2 separate regions of the Homo sapiens genome follow, and region 1 is linked to region 2. Evidence: chromatin loops called from intact Hi-C (ENCODE). Cell type or tissue: endothelial cell of umbilical vein. All regions are shown on one strand. Region 1 overlaps TNIK (TRAF2 and NCK interacting kinase). Region 2 overlaps TNIK (TRAF2 and NCK interacting kinase).

Evidence for each region. A loop is a pair of places that touch in the nucleus more often than their neighbours do. Peaks named below come from ENCODE experiments on the same cell type or tissue, not always from the same donor. Only the 100,000 strongest peaks of a DNase experiment are listed, where the experiment ranks them.
Region 1: a loop joins it to region 2, with 8 times the contacts of the local background. A loop is called at or near these places in 1 of 110 quality-filtered maps.

Annotation. Positions count from the first base shown.
Region 1 is chr3:171,372,456-171,376,455 of GRCh38, forward strand. All of the region lies in intron 1 of TNIK (TRAF2 and NCK interacting kinase), which reads right to left. Among named protein-coding and RNA genes, the nearest start is that of TNIK, 86 kb to the right of the region's middle. In endothelial cell of umbilical vein, no CTCF peak of the experiment used is centred here; DNase peaks (open chromatin) are centred at 1,986, 2,466 and 3,746; H3K27ac peaks cover 3,019 bases.
Region 2 is chr3:171,203,516-171,207,515 of GRCh38, forward strand. All of the region lies in intron 4 of TNIK (TRAF2 and NCK interacting kinase), which reads right to left. Among named protein-coding and RNA genes, the nearest start is that of MIR569, 99 kb to the left of the region's middle. RefSeq lists an enhancer at 2,745-3,354 and a silencer at 2,881-3,060. In endothelial cell of umbilical vein, no CTCF peak of the experiment used is centred here; DNase peaks (open chromatin) are centred at 1,516 and 2,966; H3K27ac peaks cover 2,790 bases.

The DNA.
Region 1 (4,000 bases), 170 kb after region 2:
GCCGGGGAGTAAAGGAAGAACTGGACTGAGCCAAAGGAAGAGCTGAACTGAAATGTAGTGGTAACAAAAACTTCATCTGATCCATGGAAGTGCTGGAGCTAGGACAGCCCTGGAGAATTATCCTACCTGGAAGCATCAGGACTTTGCATCCCATCTCCATTGACTAGTCACTGCATGTGGGATGCCCCCCAATACCCGTCCCAGAGGTAACAATCTTAGGTGAACTGACACTGTTCAGCTGAGGACATTTTTCAGATGAACGTCATCCCTAGCTACCTACACTCCCAGAAGGTGGACAACTGAGTGCCTCAGCAGTGGAGAACTGAGCTCTGTGTGACATACCACAACATACACTACAAGCACCATGGCTAGAAATAAGAACCAGTCTGGAATCAAAAGAGAAGTCTATAAGCATCTACAGTCTACAGTATCCTGAGAGTAACAAAGCAAAATAGCATGAGTCATGGTATTTGCAAGGAGGGGGCTCTTTGAAACCCTAGATATGGAAGTCAGAGGTATTATTCAGTGACACCTCAGTACTGACCCTAGGCTCTCTTCTCTCTTTCCCCCAATCCAAGCGCCTGGAGAGCTGAATGTTTGTGAATAGTCTTTCACACAAATGCATTTCATCATTAGTTACATCCTTGTAGAATTGTGATACAGCTTGAACAGTATAAGCATTTAGCTGTTTTCTCCATTCTAGAGTACCTCTAAAGTAATTTCCCCAAAAGGTCACCATGAACCTCAATTTCTTACACATAGTGGTTGCTTCTCAGTCCTGTCCTAGTTGTCCCTTTTGAGGCATTTATACTCCTGAGCATCACTACTCCTGTTGAAAATATATCCCTCCACCATCTTCTATCATACCTCTTAGTCTCTCTCACAGATTCTATAATATTTCTTCTGCTCACACCTTCTAGGTACCTTCCCCTAAGTTTCCACCCTTGTCCACCACTCCCCTAATTTTGTTCACTAAGTGTCAATGATCTTATCTCCAAATGTCCACCATATCCATCTACTCCACTCCATTCACACAACAGGCTTCATCATCTTTTTCTGGGACCATTTGCTTTTAGTTAATTCTTTCTTCCTTCTAAGCTATTCTCCATACTGATCTTTCTAAAACAGACATTTCTAATCATGACACTCCATGATTTAAAATAATACAAGATACGGTTCAAACTGAAAGTCAAGGTCATGTCATTCTTAGGCCTGGCCTCGATTCCCAGCCTTGTGTTCCATCATTCTGTACTATAACCAACACATGTCCCTCATGTCCCTAACATACCACACTCAGCTCTTGGTTCATACTGCCCATCTGCCAAGATTATTCCTTCTGCTTTCTTTATGAGGCAAGCCCATCCTTGAAAGCCCAGCTTGCTGCCTCCTTTCTGAAGCCCTTCTTAAATCAGCGTCACTGCCTCTCTCTCTCTGCAGCCGCAATATGTTGTGCACAGCTCTATGATAACCATTTTCACATAGTGCTAGCCTCTCTTACATTTCTCTCCCTTGATGAATTACAAATGCCTCAAGAGCAAGCACTGTAACATATTTATCTTGGTATTTCCAGCACTTAGCATGCTGTCCAATACATAACTGCTAGATATAACTATTTACTGAATAAGGTTGATGTCCCACTCCCAATTCTTCAAGACATGTATAGTGCAAATCACAAAAAATGGGATCAGAATGTAGAGCCAAAGGTCTAGCAAACTTACATCATTTCTTTTAAATCTAGACAAGTTGTTTTACCACTGTGCCCTCTATCCTCCTTACCCCAATCCCAAATGGACAAAACTGTCACATGTAAAAGCCCCTGTAGTATTCCCAGCTTAAAAAAATAAAATCCATAGAGCCTGTTGTAGTAAACTGTGCCTCACGTGCATTGAGAAGACAGGCTGTCAGAATGTGGCCAACAGAATGTGCAGCAAGGAGAGGAAGCTGTACCTAATAATCATGTTACAAAGACAGGAAAGCTAAGAGATAAGAAATCCACTTAATTCTCCCTCTTGTGTTTGCTTAGCTGCTCTTAAAGCCAGGATGAGCAGCATGGAAGAAAGTTACATACACCAAGGAGAAAAGAGCAAATCATTGACATTTACCAAAGTCAAGAATCCCTGTTGGCCACACATGCCTTTATTCAGATCTTAACCTTTGCTGGGAGGGTGAGAAGAGAATTTAATTCTAAGGTAGAGTAGTTTACATTATTTCATAATGAAATATAACTACATATCAAAAGGTAGACTATTCCTTGAAAGAAAATGTAATTTTTCAGCCAGTACTGATAAAAGCAAACTTGGTTAGTCATGACAATAAAAATTACAGTAATAGTGAACATTTCATGAGGACTTATGTGTCAGAAACGATTCTAAGCATTTTTCATGAATAGCTCATTTATCACAGCTTTATCAAGTGGATGCTATCATTATCTTTGTTTTACAGATTAGGAAATGGAGGCACGGAGGGATTAAATGCTTAGTCAGGGTCACACTACTAATGAGCGGCAGAGCCAGGATGTTGACTCAGATGGTCAGACTCCAAACCTTGAGTTCCTAATCACTATATCATAGCTTCATGGAACCATAATCCCCAGCCCTTGGTTTACCACCTGGTAGCTCTCTAACCTTGAGCCAGTTTCAGAACTGCATTGAACCTCAGTTTCCTCATCTTTAAAATGTGGACAGGATTACCTCCCTTGGGAGATACAATGAGAACTGTGAGTGTCTAGACTAGCTTGGGGCCTGATATGTAATAGGACTTTAATAAATATTCATTTTCTTCCTCCCTTTTCTTTTTCATCTTTGAAAATGAGTTCATGTAATAAACAAAGAATATGCCACAGTAAAATTCAGTCCGCATTTTATAGATTTTCAACTAAAAAAGCCAATAAAACTAATCTGGCCAGTAAACGAAAACCTATTGCTTTTCAACCAATAATATTACCCACCACATGCTTAGCAAACAGAGTCAGGTATTTATGGACAAAATGTATGTCTCTTTAAAAATTAGTTAGACAATTGAGAAGGCGCATTAAGTTTTGGGGGTTCCTTGGATGTTGAAATAAATACTCTTTCTTTCAGCTGATGAAATTTAGATGGCATTGGCAGGCTCAAGCCCAGCTTCACAGCAGAGAGGAGAGATTTAAGATCTAGGGTTTGATATTCCCTGCCACTAGGTTATGCTTTAATTCCTCCAGGTCCTCTGAATGATACTGGATTTATAAGAACACTAAATAACACCACTGGGCTAAATCCCAAAGATTGAAAAAGGCAAACTTAAGTCTGTAACTAGGATGACTATTTCCTTCACATCATAAAAGATGATACATATTCTTTCCAATGCCTCCCCACTTCTTTGAAAATGAAATTGACACGGATCATGAGCAAATGGCCTACACAGACTCTAGACACCCCTCCTCCAAAACGCCTCTTAAAGACACAGCCGTTCTGTGACAGAATCTTTTACTTGAGGCCACCAGTCCTCTGGCAGGGTAAAATACACCCAACAGAATACGGATGGCTGATAGTGCTCCCAGAATGACTGCTACCCCCGGATTCCCTATTGACATCTGCCAAACGACTGTGCTTACTCTAAACTTACGGGCCTTAAGAAGACCAAAATGTTATTTCTTTTAGAACCATATTTAGCAGCTGTTTTGTTTGGTTTCAGCCCTAACTGACAAGCATATGCTTACAAAAGCAAAACAGAACAAAGAAAACAGGAACAGTAGGAGAACTCTCCACATTTATCTTGAGGCTTCAGGCTTTTCAACATCATCTTCGAAAGTACAGCATTAGGAAACTGTGCTGACTCAACAACCCCCAGATTCTAGTTTATGCTGCACTCACAGCCAGGCAAGTTCCCTCAAAGGTAATTTTTTACTTTAACTTCCCCTCTTCTAAAGCAGTAGAGGTTTGCAGAGTCAAAGGTCTTGCTTTACACAGTAAGATTTATTTAATCCCTGACTGCTACCTGGCACCCTCCCTCGCCACCTACTGTG
Region 2 (4,000 bases):
TATTTCTAGATCATTTTATTTTTCAAAACTTTTCAAGAATCCAGACTTTTCTGTGAAACTGCTCAAATTTTCTAATGTTGGCATAATTAAACCACCACCACCTTATGTGAACCAAACTCAACATATTTATCATGGCAGCATTTAGCCTCTAGGCTGCCAGTTTGCCAACTAAGAACTAGTCTAATATTATCATTTTTATAAAGTAGAATCCAAATGCCAGACACATTGGTTCTCCCGAGGTTTGACTCTGGGTCTCCAGATTCCCAGGCTGTCAGAATCTTTGTCCTTAAAACGCACACGGTATAATTTCTTAAGTCTTGGCTCTGCAAGTGTACCGTGTGAAAACTTGATGAATAGATTATTGAGCCGCTACAGGGCAAAAATCTGCTATCTTACTTGACCACCCTACATTTCAGAAGATGATTACAAATTTATTTCCTGTTACGAGATATTCTAGCCCTGTATTATGGTGGTATCAAAAAAGACAGCAAAATATGTGTGAGTTCACATTGTAATTTTTGAGAAATTAGTTAATTTACTAAACAGTATTTCTCCCTCCCTCCCAGTGTCTGAATGGCATGCAGCAAAATGGAGAGCCTCTCATCACTGATAGGCAGCAGAATGAGATGTTGTGTGTCAGAGCTTGCCTTGTTTCCGAGAGATCAGAATCTTTATTGAAAGGGCTCCCTTTTTTGATTTCCGGATCAGACCCTGAGCAGTTGATAAAGGAGAATTACTTGGCCATTATCTGAAGTAGTTGTATTTCCACAAAGAGCTAGTGCTAAACAAGAGTTTATCTCTACAACAAGACTGATAGGATTCGTACAGATTATAATTCAATCAGACACCTGAAACAGGACATACATTGGCTAGTGGGATATATGCAAACCTGTCCTCCAGCCATAGCAAAATAAATATCTGGGGAATATTTCATGTAGTCTGAATACAGAGAATAAATGTTAGAAAGTGCTGCTTTTAGTTGCTTTAGGCCATGCCTCTATATAATTCATAATATTTTTATACAAACGTAATCCTAACAAAATGCCACTAGTCTGAAGAGTCAACTATCTATGACCTTTGCAATTATTTGATAAAACATTCCCAAAGCACCTAACGCACTTTTCAAAATGTATTTCTTAGAGTTTACAGCACTCTTATTAGTAGCTAACAGGTCTTACTTGCTCTTTGAATATTGGGTAAATAGAGGAGTACAGATTAAAGGTGAAGTTAAACTAAATTTATTTAAACATAAATCTTCAATCCTATTTAGAACATCAGCTTCTGATATCAGAACTATTTTTCATGACCAAAGGAGAAGAGTGTAGGGTTTAAGGGCTTGATTCTGGAATCAGACAGCTTGGGGTTAGCTAGCATGCTGGCTTCATCACGGACTTGCTATAAGACCTTGGACAAACTTCTGGACTCTCTGAGCCTAGTTTCCTCCATCTGCAGAGTAGGGATAATACTTGATTTGCAGAATGGCTGCAAAAATCTAATAAGATAATATGACAAAGTAAACAAGCATAGTACTTGGCCCATGGTAAGCAGGTGATAAATATTTCCTACCATTGTTCTTATTAACAGAGAATGCCCCAAATTTAGTGAGTCAGAGGCCTTGGAATAAGTATGTACTGTTATATTCTATGACTGTGTTCCCACCAATATTGTAATCTGATATTAATTTCCTAACTATTATGTTTCTGTCTTTCTTCTTCCTAGTTCTTTCTTGATTTGTCACCACATCAATCAACTAGGAAAAGAAATGACGCTCTTGCCCTTATGAGGCCTTTCATAGCTTTTATCTTCATCTTTGGTAAGAAAGAAGCTACTAGACAATTGCTAGAAGGGATGGTCAGAGCAGCCCTCTGCATAGACGCGAGTCTGACGAGTGCTAGGCCCTTTGTCCTTCAAACCTGGCAGAATGTAGGAGCTGTAACTTCCACATTTTGTTACCTGCAGTTAATTGCATTTAATTGAAGTGGGGTAAGTTGAATGTGATGGCAGAATTCCTCCCCATGTGGTCCAGTTTGGAAGTGCTCACTACTTGCAGATCCCCCCTTCATCAAGTTCAGGAAGGGGATTCACTTACTAAAACAGTTTCCTAACTGGTCTCCTGTTTCTCTCCTTGACCCATCTGGTCTATTCGCAAGCCAGCAACTGAAGTGACCCCTTCAGTATGTGGGTCAGATCCCATCCCCCTCACTCCATGTTCAAAACCCTCCATGGCTCTCCCACCTAATGCAGAGTAAAAGCCGAGGTCTTTCCAATGGCCTGCAAAGCCCTGAATGATCTGGATCCAGGTTGCAGACTGTTAACTTCTCAGAAAGACAGCAAGGGAGCTCTCTGGGTTCTTTTTATGAGGGCACTAATCCCATTTATAAGGGCTCCACCCTCATCACCTGATCACCTGCCAAAGGCCTCACCTCCTAATACCATCACATTGAAAGTTAGGATTTCAATATATGAATTTTGGGGGCACACAAATGTTTAGTCCATAACACATTGCAACCCTTACCTGCATTCCCAATTAGTACTCCACCAGGTACTTACTAGCTTCCAGCATCCTCTGTAATTGTCTTATTTATTATGTTTATTGTTTGTAGTCTACAGCAAGAATGTAAGCTGCATTAAAATAAGTACTTTCATAAATTTTGTTCACTGTTATATCCTGAGTGCTTGGAAGAGTGCCTTGTGCCTAGCCAGTATATATATGTATCTATACTAGCCATGTATATATATGATGATATGATAATATATACATATACATATGTATGTACACACAGACAAATAAATGAATATATGGAGATATATATGTTCGTGTATATATATATATATATATGGAAGAATGAATGAATGACTGGGGAGTAAATAAATGAACACATACACATCAGGCTTTTGGTTCCCAGCAACAACAGCCATCTCCATGAGAAGAGCAATTGGCCAGGGTGAGAACTAGTGGGAAGTGACTCATTTCCAGAGTACAATACCTCCCATTAACACCATGCAGATGCCAGCAGGTGTGCTGCTTTCTCCAAGTACCTATCTGAAAATGGACTGAAGATTTTGCTCAGTTTTTAACAAAAACTTCCAGGGGGCTTTCACAGAACTTCCAACCAAGCTAAAGTGTTATGTTTTAGGATGTCTGCAATCTGGTCCTGCATCATCCACTAATGAGTTTTGAGGCCCGGGGAAAGTCAATTAACTTCACTGGACCCAGCAAAGTTTATCATGACTAATTCTTCTTCCAACTTAAAACATCTCAGGATCTGCAAAAGGGCGAAAAAGAGTCAAGCCCTATTAACCACCCCTCTCCTTCCCTCAACCAACGATTCGTAAATAAACACCCCAATTACCCCAATTTTAATAATTCAACTTAACATGAAAACCAACTTTTCTATCTGGCCCATCTCACAAAATGAATGAAATTAATAGCTAGGTGTGGCTCATCTAGAAATAGCTGTTCTAGCTCAGGTGATATGCTGGGAGATGGTTATAAATCTACATTAATGCTTTTTTTTTTTAAATTGAGAACCATAGCCCTGACCAAAGAAAACACCTTTCTACAGACAACTATAAAATAGCTATCATTCCTTGGCTATTCTAAATATTGCTGCAATGAACACAGGAGCTCAGATGCCTCTTTGAGATACTGATTTTATTTCCTTTGGATATATATCCAGAGGTGGGGCTTCTGGATCATAAGGTAGTTCTATTTCCAATTTTTTCAGAAACCTCTGTAGTATTTTCCACATGGCTGTACCAATTTACATTTCCACCAACAGCATACAAGGGTTCCCTTCTCTCTACATCCTCACCAACAATATACAAATTCTTTTTCTTTTTTTTTAAATTTTAATTTTTTTGGTAGAGATGAGGCCTCACTATGTTACCCACGCTGGTCTCAGACTCTTGGGCTCAAGCAACCCTCCCAGCCTTGGTCTCCAAAAGTACTGGGATAATAGACATGAGCCACCATGCCCAGCCAATATACAGTTTTTAT